2 separate regions of the Homo sapiens genome follow, and region 1 is linked to region 2. Evidence: chromatin contacts called from ENCODE Hi-C or POLR2A ChIA-PET data. All regions are on one chromosome and are shown on one strand. The core of a region is the stretch at or near the end of the contact, and the rest is flanking DNA. Distances in the headings are between cores, read along the strand shown.

Region 1 (6,696 bases), core at 2,971-5,470, 240 kb before region 2:
TAGAGATGGGGTTTCACCATGTTGGCCAGGCTGGTCTCAGAATCCTGACCTCAGGTGATCTACCCGCCTCAGCCTCCCAAAGTGCTGGGATTACAGGCGGGAGCCACCATGCCTGGCCAGGAACTTCCGATCTATAAGATTTCAAACCAATTTTATAATTGGTGACCCGCTCGATTGTCAGAACATGAGGCTTCCACCATCTCAGGGGCTTTGTGATCCCCTCTGCAGCTACACATCGAGGGTCCACACAGGAGCAAGGCCACCTGGAAGGAGGTCCCTCTGACAGCCATAGGGCTTGTCCCCGGCTCTGCCTAAAGACAGGAGGACCAGGCTTTAAGGGATAACTTATCTGGAGAGTGCAGATGTCAGGTCAGGAACCCGAAGGCCTCATGGGCAGGCTGGAATGACATCTGCCTCGGAACAGATGAAACTACTGGGATAAATATAAATCCTGGCATTTAAGTTTAGAATGAGTTGGGAGAGATGTGGTTTAGCAGCAGCTCACGAGGAAAAGATTTGGGGATCCCCACTTCTTGTGGGCTAGGATGAGTCAGGCGCATAAAGTGGCTGCCAAGGCTGGAGGTGGGAAAGCCAGCTGCATGATGGAAACCTGGGGACTGGGGCTGGGGCTCTGGGGGTCCTGCGGGCTATTTCTTGGGCCTGACTACCATTGAGGGGCTTGTGCTCCCCTTTCAAGTGGTTTCCCAGACACAAGCAGAGTCCAGGGGAGGGCAGCTGGGGTGGTGAAGAGGCTTGCACTCTTGTCCCTGGAGGAATGGTAGAAGGCGTTTGGGGTATTTAGCCTGGTACAGAGAAGGTTCTAGATGTGGTTGTTTTCTTTCTTTCTTTTCTTTTCTTTGTTTTTTCTTTTTCTTTTTTTTTTTTTAGAGACAAAGTCTTGCTCTGTGGCCTAGGCTGGAGTGTGATGGCATGATCTTAGCTCACTGCAACCTCTGCCTCCCGGGTTCTAGCAATTCTCGTGCTTCAGCCTCCTGAATAGCTGGGACTACAGGCACATGCTACCAAGCCCGGCTAATTTTTTGTATTTCAGTAGAGACGGGCTTTCACTGTGTTGCCCAGGCTGGTCTTGAACTCCTGAGCTCAGGCAATCCACCCGCTTCGGCCTCCCAAAGTGCTAGGATTACAGACGTGAGCCACCACACCCCGCCAATGTGGTGGTTTTCCAGCAGCTGCAGGGCTGTGACTGGGGCACAGGGAATAGACTTTATTTTTTTTTCTTTTCTTTTCTTTTTTTTTTTGAGACGGAGTCTTGCTCTGTCGCCCAGGCTGTAGTGCAGTGGCACGATCTCGGTTCACCGCAAGCTCCGCCTCCCAGGTTCACACCATTCTCCTGCCTCAGCCTCCCAAGTAGCTGGGACTACAGGCGCCTGCCACCACGCCCGGCTATTTTGTATTTTTAGTAGAGATGGGGTTTCACCGTGTTAGCCAGGATGGTCTTGATCTCCTGACCTCGTGATCCACCCACCTTGACCTCCCAAAGTGCTGGGATTACAGGCGTGAGCCACTGCACCTGGCCTATTTTTCTCCGTATTACTTATCACCTCCTGCATCAAATTATGTGTATCAGCCAGTCACAGTGGCTCACGCCTGTAATCCCAGCACTTCGGGATGCTGAGGTGGGAGGATTGCTTGAGGCCAGGAGTTTAAGACCAGCCTGGGCAACACAGTGACACCCCCATCTCCACAAAAAATCCATTTTTAAAAAGTTAGCTAGGTATGGTGGTGCACGCCTGTAGTCTTAGCTACTTGGGATGCTGAGGCTGTAGGATCGCGTGAGCCCAGGTGTTGGAGGCTGCAGTGAGCCATGGTCGCGCCACAGCACTCCAGCCTGGGTGACAGAGCAAGACCCAGCCTCAAAAAAATAGAAAAGAATGATCCATGTATTGGTGTCTGTTGCCTATCTTCCCCCTGGAATGTAAGCACAGGAGAGCCGGGACTGTGCCTGGTCCATGACAAGCACTCCTTTGAATGAACAAAGGAAGTAGGGTTTTCGACATCCTAGTCTCCAAAAACAGGGTTGTAGAAGGGAAGAGTTCTGCCTGGTGTGATTGTCCCTGGTGTGAGTCACTGGACACAGGAGCCTCTAAGGACCCCAACTCTGCTAACTTGGATTCCCACACACATGAGAGAATGTCAGTGCTTACACACACCAGGGTGTCTGCACACGCCCGAGACTCAGGTGGCTCCATACCCAAACTCTACCCTGCCCTCGTCCTGTTAGGCCTTGTTCTGGGTGGTGTTCACCTGAGAATGCTGGTGATACCCCCAGCAGCCAGACCGCAAACGCCCTTTCCCACTATCTGCCCACCCCCAACCTGGAGAATGGGTGGCCCTGGCTGGGAGTCCGGCACAGGTGTCCAGAGTCACCTGTTTCTCCCATGCCTCTGACAGCTCAGCATCACTGTGGCCTAAGGAAGTCTCATCTAGATGATGGGTTGGCGGCAGAGGGTGGGCAAGATAAGAGGAGAGTGGCGGGAAGGGGCTGTTTCAGCAAGTTTGATTTGGTCTGTCTCACAGAGTTTTCTTGGGTTTCAACAGGAACACTTCCTCTGTTCATCTGGTATCACAGCTGGGTTTGGCCAACAGCAACCAGGCTCTGGGACCCTCTGCTCTGGGGCCATATCAAGGGACTGAGGGCTGGCGGGTGGGCTGCCATGCCTTTTGCCTCCCCCTACACAAACCCCAGTGCCCCATCACCTTCCTCCATCGTTCCTCAGTAACCCTCCTGGCTGCGGACCTCCCCTCTGGCTCAGCCCCCTTGACTCAGCTCCTCCATCCAGACCCTCTGCCCAGCTGCCTCCATTCAGCCCTCTCTGCCCAGTGCCTCTGCCAGGCACCCCCCGCCAGGCCATCTCACCACAATGCTCCTTCCAATTCAGAACCTCTTGCTTTGGAGGCCTCGAGGCGTCTAGCCTGCCCTCCCAGTCCCAGGGTGAGCTGGCAGCTCCGAGGACCCTGGTCAGAACCATCTCCTCCCTAAAATGCATTCCCACACCCAATCTACCACCACATCACAGTGGAAACAGGACTCTTGTCCAGACTCAAGATTTCCGGAGATTTTCCACCAAGACCAATTCTGAGGCCCTGGGGACACTGGGCGTTTCGGGGACGGGAGCAGGAGAACTGGGGAAGCCATAGTGCTGAGTCAAGAGATCCTGGGATGTGCTGAGTCAGAGATCCTGGGATGTGCTGAGTCAGAGACCCTGGGATGTGCCACAATTTATTCTCAAAGAGGCTGGAAAGGGGAGGTCTTGGCAAAGGTTCTCTTCCTTTGAGGATTTCAAAATTCTACTCCAATGTTTACTTGGTTCCATGGTTCAGGTTTAGAGCCAGAGTTTGGGGGAAATCAAGCATAAGAACATTTAGATTTGAGGAGGTGCCCCTCCCTTTCACCCCCCTTACCTCCCAATCTCCCCCATGGCCCAGCATCCCTGAATTCCTCTCTCTTCTCTGGCTCAAGCAAAACCTCCTGGCTTGTACATCACCATAGCAGGCCCCAGGAATGCGAGGGACCCTGTGTCAGGGCAGGGACCCCATCATCCAAGACAGTTGGCAGGGAGAGTGCAAGACCTGCCTGGTTTCTACAACCTTCCAAAGGAGGCAGCTCCCGAAAGAAGGTTTTCAGAACGCAGGGCCTTGGGAGACAGGAAGCCAGTCAGACTCCTCGCACAAACCACAGGGGGCAAGCAGTGCTCCTCCAAGAACCTGGCCCCACCAGGGTGCTCAAGGGAACGAGGTAAGGAGGCCAATCCCGGAAGATTCTGGGAGCAGAGTTGGGGGGTGGGTGGAGGGAGGGGAAAGTTAGGAGCCAAGTTTTGAAGAGAGAGAAGATAAAGGTTGTCTGGGCATGGTGGCTCAGGCCTGTAATCCCAGCACTTTGGGAGGCCAAGGAGGGCATATCACTTGAGGTCAGGAGTTCAAGACCAGCCTGGCTAACATGGTGAAACCCCGTCTCTACTAAAAATACATAAATTAGCTGGGCATGGTGGTGCACGCCTATAATCTTAGTTACTCGGGAAGCTGAGGCAGGAGAATCGCTTGAACCTGGAGGTGGAGGTTGCAGTGAGCCAAGATCATGCCACTGCACTCCAGCCTGGGCGACAGAGCGAGATTCTGTCGCCTAAAAAAAAAAGAAAAGAAAAAGAGAGAAGAGATTCTGTGAGAAGAAAGCATGTCCAGGGAGGCAGGAGGTGGAGTGCAGATGTCGTCTCCAGTGCTGTGGAGGAGCCCGGCAGTCCTGGCCCTCGATCTTGGTCCTGACACAGACCAGCTGCATAGCCTTGGGCTGGATACTTAACCCCTCAGTTAACAAACCTGACATTTAGAGCCCCTCCAAGCCCTTGCTAGCTTCACATTTCCCAAATGGGTGGTAAATACCAATCTCACAGAGTTGATTTAAGAGCAGAATATGAGGCCCATGATGGTTCTTGGTCCTGGTGGTCTCCCCTCCGCTTCGGGTCACAACACTGCTCCCGGCTACTCAGCCCCAGGTGGTTTTCTCCCGGTCCGGTTCCTCTTGCAGGCCATTTTCCTTTCTCCTTGGGCAGGGTGGTGTGTTGGTTGATTGGTTAGTTTCTTTTTTTCTTTTTTGTTGAGATGAAATTCACATAATATAAAATTAACCATTTTAGGCTGGGTGCGGTGGCTCATGCCTGTAATCCCAGCACTTTGGGAGGCCGAGTTGGGTGGATCATTTGAGGTCAGGAATTCGAGACCAACCCGGCCAACGTGGTGAAACCCCGTCTCTACTAAAATAATACAAAATTAGCCGGGCGTGGTGGCATGCTTGTAATCCCAGCTGCTTGGGAGGCTGAGGCAGGAGAATTGGTTGAACCCAGAGTGGAGGTTGCAGTGAGCTGGGATCACGCCACTGCACTCCAGCCTGGGCGACAGAGCAAGACTGTCTCAAAAATAAAATAAAGTAAAATAAAATAAACCATTTTAAAGTGAACAATTCAGTGGCATTTAATAAATTCACAATGTTGTGCAACCAACCCCCCATCCAGTTCCAAAACCTTTTCTGTTTTGTTTTTGTTCTTGAGAAAGGGTCTTGCTCTGTTGCCCAGGTTGGAATGCAGTGGTGGGATCATGGCTCACTGCAGCCTCGACCTCCTGGGCTCAAGGGATCTTCCCACCTCAGCCTCCCAAGTAACTGGGACTATAGGCATATGCCACTACAACAGGCTAATTTTTAAATTTTTTGTAGAGACAAGATCTCACTAAGTTGCCCAGGGTGGTCTTGAACTCCTGGACGCAAGTGATCCTCCTGCCTTGGCCTCCCTAAATGCTGGGATTACAGGCATGAGCCACCGTGCCTGGCCCCAAAACATTTTCATTACCCAAAAGAAAACCCTTTACCCATTAAGCAGTTGCTCCCTGTTCACTCCTCCACCCCAACCCCTGGCAACCACCAATCTGTGTTTTATTTCTATGAAGTTACACATTCTGGATATATCATATAAATGGAATCATATAATATGTGATGTTTTATGTCTGGTTTCTTTCACTTAGCATAATATTTTCAAGGTTTATCCATTTTATGGCTGTATAATATTTAATCGTATGAATGTACCATAATTCGTTTATCCGTTTATTTATTGATAGACATTTAGGCTGTTTCTACCTTTTGGCTGTTGTGAATAGTGCTGCTGTGAACATGTGTAAATGTACTTAAATTTCTTTCCCTTTCTTTCTTTCTTTCTCTTTCTTTCTTTTTCTTTCTCTCTTTCTTTCTTTCTTGCTTTTCTTTCCTTTCTTTCTTTTCTTTCTTTCTTTCTTTCCTTCTTTCTTTCTTTCTTTCTTTTCTTTCTCCCTCTCTCTCTCTTTCTTTCTTTCTCTCTCTCTCTCTCTCTTTCTTTCTTTTCTTTCTTTCTTTCTGACAGAGTCTTGCTCTGTCGCCCAGGCTGGAGTGTAGTGGCGCAATCTCAGCTCACTGCAACCTCCGCCTCCCGGGTTCAAACGATTCTCCTGCCTAAGCCTCCCAAGTAGCTGGGACTACAGGCGCGTGCCACCATGCCTGGCTAATTTTTGTATTTTTAGGAGAGACGGTGTTTCACCGTGTTATCCAGGATGGACTCGATCTCCTGACCTCGTGATCCACCCACCTCAGCCTCCCAAAGTGCTGGGATTACAGGTTTGAGCCACTGTGCCCAGCCTCTTTTTTTTTTTTTTTTTGAGACAGAGTCTCGCTCTGTCGCCCAGGCTGGAGTGCAATGGCATGATCTTGGCTCACTGCAACCTCTGTCTCCTGGGTTCAAGCAATTCTTGTGCCTCAGCCTCCCGAGTAGCTGGGATTACAGGTGTGTGCCACCACGCCCAGCTAATTTTTGTATTTTTAGTAGGGATGGGATTTTGCCATGTTGACCAGGCCGGTCTTGAACTCTTGGCCTCAAGTGATCCACCTGTCTTGGCCTCCCAAAGTGCTGGGATTACAGGCGTGCACCACCGCATCTGGCATGAGTATCTGTTTTTTTCTCTCTTTTGAGATGGAGTCTTGCTCTGTTGCCTAGACTGGAGTGCAGTGGCACAATCTCGGCTCACTGCAACCTCCACCTACCAGGTTCAAGCCATTCTCCTGCCTCAGCCTCCCGAGTAGCTGGCACTACAGGCGCGTGCCACCACACTCAGCTAATTTTTCATACTTTTAGTAAAGACAGGGTTTCACCATGTTAGCCA
Region 2 (7,108 bases), core at 606-3,105:
GCTTCTGTGCCGCAGGTGGGTGGGTGGCAGGTGTGAGCTGCTGCTCTCTTCCTCTGTGAGCCTCAGGCCCTACCAGGGCTGTGCAGCATCAAGGGCCCCAGACTTGGGAGTGACAAGACCAGGGCCCAAATCCTGGATCCGCATTCACTCACTCGGTTCCCCTATCTGTAAGACAGAGACGCTGGGTCTTTTACCTTCTCCCAGAACCCAGTCAAGGATAAACAGGGGAACTAACTAAAGGCACTTGCTGAACTACACAATTTCTTGCTTTTCCTTTTTTTAGAGACAGGGTCTCACCCCATCACCCAGGCTGGAGTGTAGTGGTGCGATCATGGCTCACTGCAGCCTCCAACTCCTCAGCTCAAGTGATACTCCCGCCTCAAACTCCCAAGTAGCTACGACCACAGGTGCACACCACCATCTCTGCTCGTTTTTTTTTTTAGGGACCAGGTATTGCTATGTTGCCCCAGCTGGTCTCGAACTCCTGGGCTCAAGTGATCCTCTTACCTTGGCCTCCCAGAGCACAGGGATTACAGGCGTGAGCCATGGCTCCCAGCCCTAAACTACAAAACTTCTCAACAGCATAAGGAACTATCATGTTTATTATTAAGGTAGAGACTGTTTCTTGGGGAGTGGATAGTCCCTGGGTTAGACAAACCTACATTCAAAGCTGCCAGTGTCTATTTCCTCTTCTCTGAAGTGAAGTGATGCTACAGCTGCACAGGGCTGGGTGAGGATTAAACGAGCTCACACGCCGGGAGCACTGAGCCCTCCATCGTCAGCTGTGAATATTATTATTGCCTCTCCTACCCGCAGGACCTCAGCTAGTCCCTCAAAGTCGCTGGGCCTCAGTCGCCTCATCTGTAACAATGGGGAAGATAGCACCTTCCTCACAGGGCTGCTGGGAGGATGCTGAGAGAGGGTGCATGGAAAGCCTGACAAAAGGCAGGGTCGGTTCTCCCTGATGGACCCGGGCAGTCACATCAAGATCAGGCAGCAGGAGTCCCCTCTGGAGGAACTGGGAGAGATCCCCTCTGTGGCCCGGGTGGAACCTCTGCAGTCTTCTCCCGATCCTGAGTGGGTCCTGGGCGCGCTGCCCACGTGGTAAATTCCCCTACATGTATTCTCGCGCCTAATCCTTCATCGGCTGAAGCCCCGCCCCACCCCACCCCACCTCATCACTGGCCAGGTTTGTCCCAGGAGCCCTCGCACCCCCAGGCAGGGTGGGTCAGCTGTTCTGTTCTCAGGACTCCAGACCCTTTGCTTATTCCTCCGTGTCCCCTAAAGACCAAGTTCTCCCTAGGCCTGGAACCCGTCCTCCCCTCCTACAGGGGCACATACCTCCCACTCAGCAGTGTTCTGGAAAGTCAAGCCAAAGGAGACAGAGGCGGAACAGCCCCCTATCCTGTGCCCCCATGGCAGGGCCCCCTTCACACCTTGCCCTTCAGTGGGTGGAGGTTTGGGACGCGGCTATAGAGGGTTGGTTGCCCAGCCTCAGACTGGCATGACCTGGAGGGGCAAATTCCCTGGTCCTCCCCAAACCCCTCCTTTGTGGGTGAGTGTGAATGGGGAAGAGGGAGGGGAGAGTGGCTTCCTGGAGGAGGTAGGCTTTAGGGAGCCCCAGAGCGGGCTCAAATAGACACCCACACCTCTCCAACCCCCTCTAGGTAGGAAGTGGGAGAACGCTCTACCCTGCTCCTTTGATAAAGTCAGGGGTGGGGTCAAGATTAAAGGCAATGCTAGGATTTCAGCACCTTGGCCTTGCAGAGTAACCGCAGGGGAAGGTACTCTTGCCAAATGCCGACCTTACAACTTCCCTCCCCAGCATCCCTCCCTGCCAGGCCCCAGCACCGCCCAGCCCCTCACCTGACTCTGGAGCTCACTCTGTTGCTTGAGGCGAAGGTTTTCCGGGGTGTCCGCCACCATGGTGAAGGACTGCTTGGGGTAGTGTCTGCAGGACAGAAAAAACAGAGTGGGGGTGACTCTGGGGGAGGGGCAGGAGCCTCTGGGCTTCTCACAGAGCATGCCCTCCTGGGAACTTCGTCCTATGCTTGGGCACGCCCTGGCCCGGCCCCACAGGAGGACTTCAGTGTCCACCACCAAGGCCGAGGGGAGACAAGCGTTTCTCAGACTCAGCTGGGACTGGCTGACCTGGGAAGACGCAGCAGGCATCAGTGATGGGCCAGCCAAGGAGAACTGTCCTGAGCGAAAGGATGGCCACTGGGCCACTCTCTGAGGGTTGAAGGTTACCCTTGTTTGGGGATAATCCATGCCTTGTGCCTACCACACATGGAGGTCGAGGCAACTGGGCCCGGCTGGGGGAAGATGGGCACAGGTGAGTCAGGACTAAGCTTTCAGCTAAGACCAGAAGTGGAGACCGACCATGCAGAGGAGAGCAAGGGGGAGACAGAAAAACAAAGGGACACACATATCCAGGGGGACTTCCTGGAGGAAGTGGTGAGAGAGAAAACACACGGTTAAAGTGGTATTTCAAACGGTTAACAAGGTCCAACCTAACTGGAGGGTAGGTGGGAAGGCCAGCTTGAGGACAAAAAAGGAGGTCACCTGAGGGTGACAGGTAAAATACAGGTTGAGTATCCCTTATTGGAAATGCTCAGGACCAGACGTGTTTCAGATTTTGGATTTTTTCTCAGATTTTAGAATATTTGAATATCCATACTGAGACATCTTGGGGATGGGACCATTTCCTATATACCTCATACACATGGCCTGAAGGTAATTTTATACAATATTTTAAATAATTTTATGCATGAAACAAAATTATTGACTGCTTTTTGACCTATGACCTATCACATGAGGCCAGGTGTGGAATTTTCCCTTGTGGCATCACGTCGGCACTCAAAGCTTTGCATCTTGGAGCTCTTCAGACTCTGGATTTTTGGATTAGGGCTGCTCAATCTATAGTAACAACAGTGAATTAGGCCGGGCGCAGTGGCTCATGCCTGTAATCCCAGCACTTTGGGAGGCCGAGGCGGGCAGATCACGAGGTCAGGAGTTCAAGACTAGCCTGGTCAATATGCTGAAACCCCGGTCTCCACTAAAAATACAAAAATTAGCCGGGTGTGATGGCGTGCGCCTATAGTCCCAGCTACTCAGGAGGCTGAGGCAGGAGAATCGCTTGAACTCAGGAGGCAGAGGTTGCACTGAGCCAAGATCCTGCCATTGCACTCCAGCCTATGTGACAGAGCCAGACTACGTCTCAAAAAGAAAAAACAAAACAAAACAAAAAAAAACAAACAGTGAATGTTCTCCCTGTGCTAAGGGCTTATGTGCCCTAGTTCACCGAATTCTCACAGCCACCTGTGTGACTGGTATTCAGCGTACCCCTTTGACAGATGGGAGAACTGAGGCCAGAGAGGTTAAACAACATGGCCAAGACACACAGGGATCCAGATTTGCGCCCAGACGATTTCTTCAGTTCATGCTGAACTTAGCCGCCAATTTCCAGGCCCAGCACAGCCTGGTCCCCAGGAAGAGGGCCTGGCTTGGAGGCAGCCGAAGCCACGGCAACCCTCAGAGCCTGCAGAGACCTCCAGAAGACTCTGGTCCAACTCCCTCATTTCAGAGGAGGAAACGGTGTGCTGGCACCAGGCACTTCTCCCTTAGCAGTCTTCATAATTAACTTATTTATCACATCAATGTATTGTCTTCTCTCTCCACTACTTCTCTATGAAGGGAGGGATTTTGGGGTCTCTTTTGTTCATTGATTTATCTCAAGTTCCTAGAATAGTAGGCGATGCTCAGTAAATATTTGTTGAATAAACAAATGTCAGGCTGGGCATGGTGGCTCACGCCTATAATCCCAACACTTTGGGAGGCCAAAGCAGGTGGATCACTTGAGGCCAGGAGTTCGAGACCAGCCTGGCTAACATGGCGAAATCCTGTTTCTATTAAAAATACAAAAATTAGCCGGGCACCGTGGCGCATAGCTGTAATCCCAGCTACTCAGGAGGCTGAGGCAGGAGAATCACTTGAACCTGGGAGGTGGAGCTTGCAGTGAGCCAAGATCCGCCACTGTACTCTAGTCTGGGCGAGAGCAAGACTCTATCTCAAAAAAAAAAAAAAGTCACGCCAGGAATTGAAGCTGGTGCAGGACTAGAACTCAGCCCTTCTCCATCCCTCTCTCATCACAAGGTCCCCTAGCAAACCAGCTGCAGGAGAGACAGGCAGCTCTGAGCCATGTGGTTTGTGTGTATGTGCTGCTATGAGAAATGTCTGGGGGTCTGCATGGGCCCCAATTACTTCAGGGACTGGTGGGTGGCTTCTCCAAGCCGGAGCCCGTCAGGCCATTTTTAGCCCTGGGTGACCACAGCCCACCACAGCTATGACCCCTGCAGATCCCTGACTCACAGGCTGCACCCAGGTAAGCCATAGATGGCCTCCTGGGACCTCTTCCTAGGCACGTTCCACCCAAAACTGACACACTCGAGAGCTAAGAACGAGCTGCCCCTCTGCTCGGCATGTTCTCCTGCCGCCCACATGGCCGTGCATCAGAGCTACCTGTAAACAGGCGACTTCCCCTGAGGCCACCACTTGTGAAGGGCAGGGCTCAGGATTTGGAGACCTCAATCAAAGGAGCATAACTTGACAGGGCCCAGTGCAGGGCTCTGGCCCTGCCACTGACTTACTGGGTGACCTTGGCAAATCCTTTTTCCCTTGGGCCAGTTTCACTGTCCCGGATCCAGATGATCCTAGCGGTGCCCGTCCCCCAGCCCTCACCTGGGTCCTGGCCACCCAGGTCAGCCCAGACTCGCAGTTCCTCCAGCAGAGGAAGGGAAGATGAGGAAAGGCAAACACAGGTGTCCGCAGCTGGCAACAGACGTGGCCTGTGATGAATACGTGGCCAAGTCTGGGGTCGTCCCCGTGCAGCCAGGGCCACCCACAGCTGAGGAGCTCCCTTCAAAGTTCCTGTACAATTCCAGGCCAAGGGATGATCAACCACGAGTCTGTTCCTAGAGACCAGAAAGGGAAGATCTCTAGCAGGGCTGGCAGGCCCTGAGGCCCTAAGAGGGAGCGCTTCAGAGACGAGACGACCCTCCTCCCAACATCAGAGCCATTCTGCAGACTGTATGGGCAGGGGCTGTGGTGAGGCAAGCACATGGAAGTAGAGGCACATGTGGCAAAAGCAGGGTGGGGGAGAGGAGACCTCCGGGCAGCTCTGGCCCAGCACTCGAAGACTCAATTCTGAGAAGATGAGGCTGGTTAGCATTTGATGGGGAGGGCTAGAGGCAAGCAGGGCAAACACATCCTCCAGACCCGGTCTGCAAAACCCTGGGGTTTCTCATTGGCCAGAATGCACAGGGTTAAAACAGGCCAGGCTGGGTGCAGTGGCTCACGCCTGTAATCCCAGCAGTTTGGGAGGCCAAGGAGGGCAGATTTCTTGAGCCAGGAGTTTGAGACCAGCCTGAGCTACAGAGCGAGAGCCTGTTTTTATTAAATAAATAAATAAAACAGAGGCCAGCTCCAGTGCCCAAAGACCGCCAGACAGGTGCACCTGACGTGCCCCACCCATTCCACAGTCTGAAGTTCCTACACACACTGCACTGTGCCTCACACACGATGAATATATAGATGTGCCCTCTGCACCGATGGGCGCCTCCAAGACACCCAGGCAGCAGCTGCATTGAGGCCATGTCCACACACCCCCTGCACCCCACACTGTGTCCCTCTGCTCACCCTACACCCACCAGACGGTCTCGGGAGCCCCTCCAACATGCAGCAGGCACCTTGGGTGGGGTTGGCAGGTACTTCATCCTCTTCAGAAGCACCCTTCCCCCTAGTCTCAGCCCCCGACAGCTGGAGTGCTAATCCCATCAGAAGGGAAGTGGGGGTGAGCCAGCCCAGATGTGAGCTCAGCTTAATTTGGCAGGAGTGAGGGAGGATTTTAATCCTGCATCAGATTAACTAGATTAAAGAGGCACTCCAGAGCCTCCAAGCTCCTTCCCCTGCCCACTAAGCCCAACCCCAGGCAGAGGAAGGCAGGCAGACAGCTTGGGCTATATTCCTCTTGCTGGGTCAACCCTGTCCCCTCCCCACAGCCCACAGTCCCCAGTCCCCAGCCCCCAGCCCTGGCGAGACGACTCTGCCTTTCCCTCTCCCGGCTCACTACGCTTCAGGTTTCCATGGCAACCTCATCTTCAGCTCCAGGCAGGAGAGCAGCAACAGTGAGAGAGAGAGTGAGGAGAGAGCGAGAGCGAGACAGAGAGAGAGAGAGAGAGAGTGAGAGTGAGAGAGCGAGTGAGAGAGAATGAGTGAGAGAGAGAGAGAGGTCTACGGGGGTTGAGGAAGAGGCACAGACAGCAAGGGGGTCCTCAACTAAGGAGAAGCCCATGAGGGCAAAGTCAGGAGACTGTGTCTATAGGATCTTTCTGGATAATTTAGGTGAGGAGGACAAGTGTCACGGGTTTGTTTCTAGAAGCAAAGGCATGAGAACATCAGTGCTGCACCCCTCCCCCCACCAGCATGCCGGGCTTCAAAGAAAGCTCCAACTGATTTGACCTCCCTCCAGAAACAATTTTTGGGAATTCTACCTTTTCCCTTCCTGCCCATCCCATCCATTACCCCTAGATCCCAGCAGGGATGGCTGGAAATGTGTGCATGCCAACATGGGTGCTAAGACAGACCAGGGGCCACCCGTCCCAGCTGGTGACTCCGCTGGAACCCAACCCCATGACAGACTGGGCCATGGCGAGGAATGAGGGACAGGTGATCAGCTGGGTGCAGGGCAGAGTCCAGAGCACAGCTGTCCTTTGTCCCATAGGCCAGCCTGTACTGGCCCCTTGTTAATCATTCCAAGTGGGTGGTGGGCTCTCTGCAGGTGCCCCACCCACCCTTCCTCCCTGCTATCAGCTGCTCTGGGGAGTTTGCAGGGAGAGGCATGTAGGACAGGAAGAAGCGGGGCAGGAACAGGGACTGGACAGGGATAGGGCAGGGCAAACAGGCAGCTATTGGCAGCAGCCTCGGGCTTCAGGACAATTTACAGAGACACAAAGCAACATCTTGGCACACTGAGTCCTGTGCACATTCTCTCTCAAAACCCACCACACAGCTTTAGGCTGGCATTCTCATTGTGCCGTTTTACAGATGA

What was found. A loop is a pair of places that touch in the nucleus more often than their neighbours do. ChIA-PET counts read pairs that join two places held with the same protein, here RNA polymerase II (POLR2A). Pooled maps may share reads with other maps.
Region 1: a pooled map shows a loop between it and region 2 (2.8-fold over the local background). The contact joins two enhancer-like sites. A Hi-C loop is called at or near these places in 1 of 168 maps with a recorded cell type or tissue (GM12878) and 2 of 50 pooled maps. POLR2A ChIA-PET finds 5 or more read pairs at or near these places in 3 of 52 experiments (A549, SK-N-SH and WTC11).

What each region holds. Positions count from the first base shown.
Region 1 is chr17:39,128,817-39,135,512 of GRCh38, reverse strand. The region is part of intron 2 of PLXDC1 (plexin domain containing 1); the gene reads left to right. Among named protein-coding and RNA genes, the nearest start is that of PLXDC1, 19 kb to the left of the region's middle. Within about 2 kb of position 4,220, at least 3 of the 41 ENCODE cell types and tissues checked have a DNase peak (open chromatin) inside an H3K27ac peak, as active enhancers do.
Region 2 is chr17:38,885,263-38,892,370 of GRCh38, reverse strand. LASP1 (LIM and SH3 protein 1) reads right to left here. Exons shown (of 7, transcript NM_006148.4): 3 at 1,867-1,951. Among named protein-coding and RNA genes, the nearest start is that of LASP1, 19 kb to the right of the region's middle. Within about 2 kb of position 1,855, at least 5 of the 41 ENCODE cell types and tissues checked have a DNase peak (open chromatin) inside an H3K27ac peak, as active enhancers do.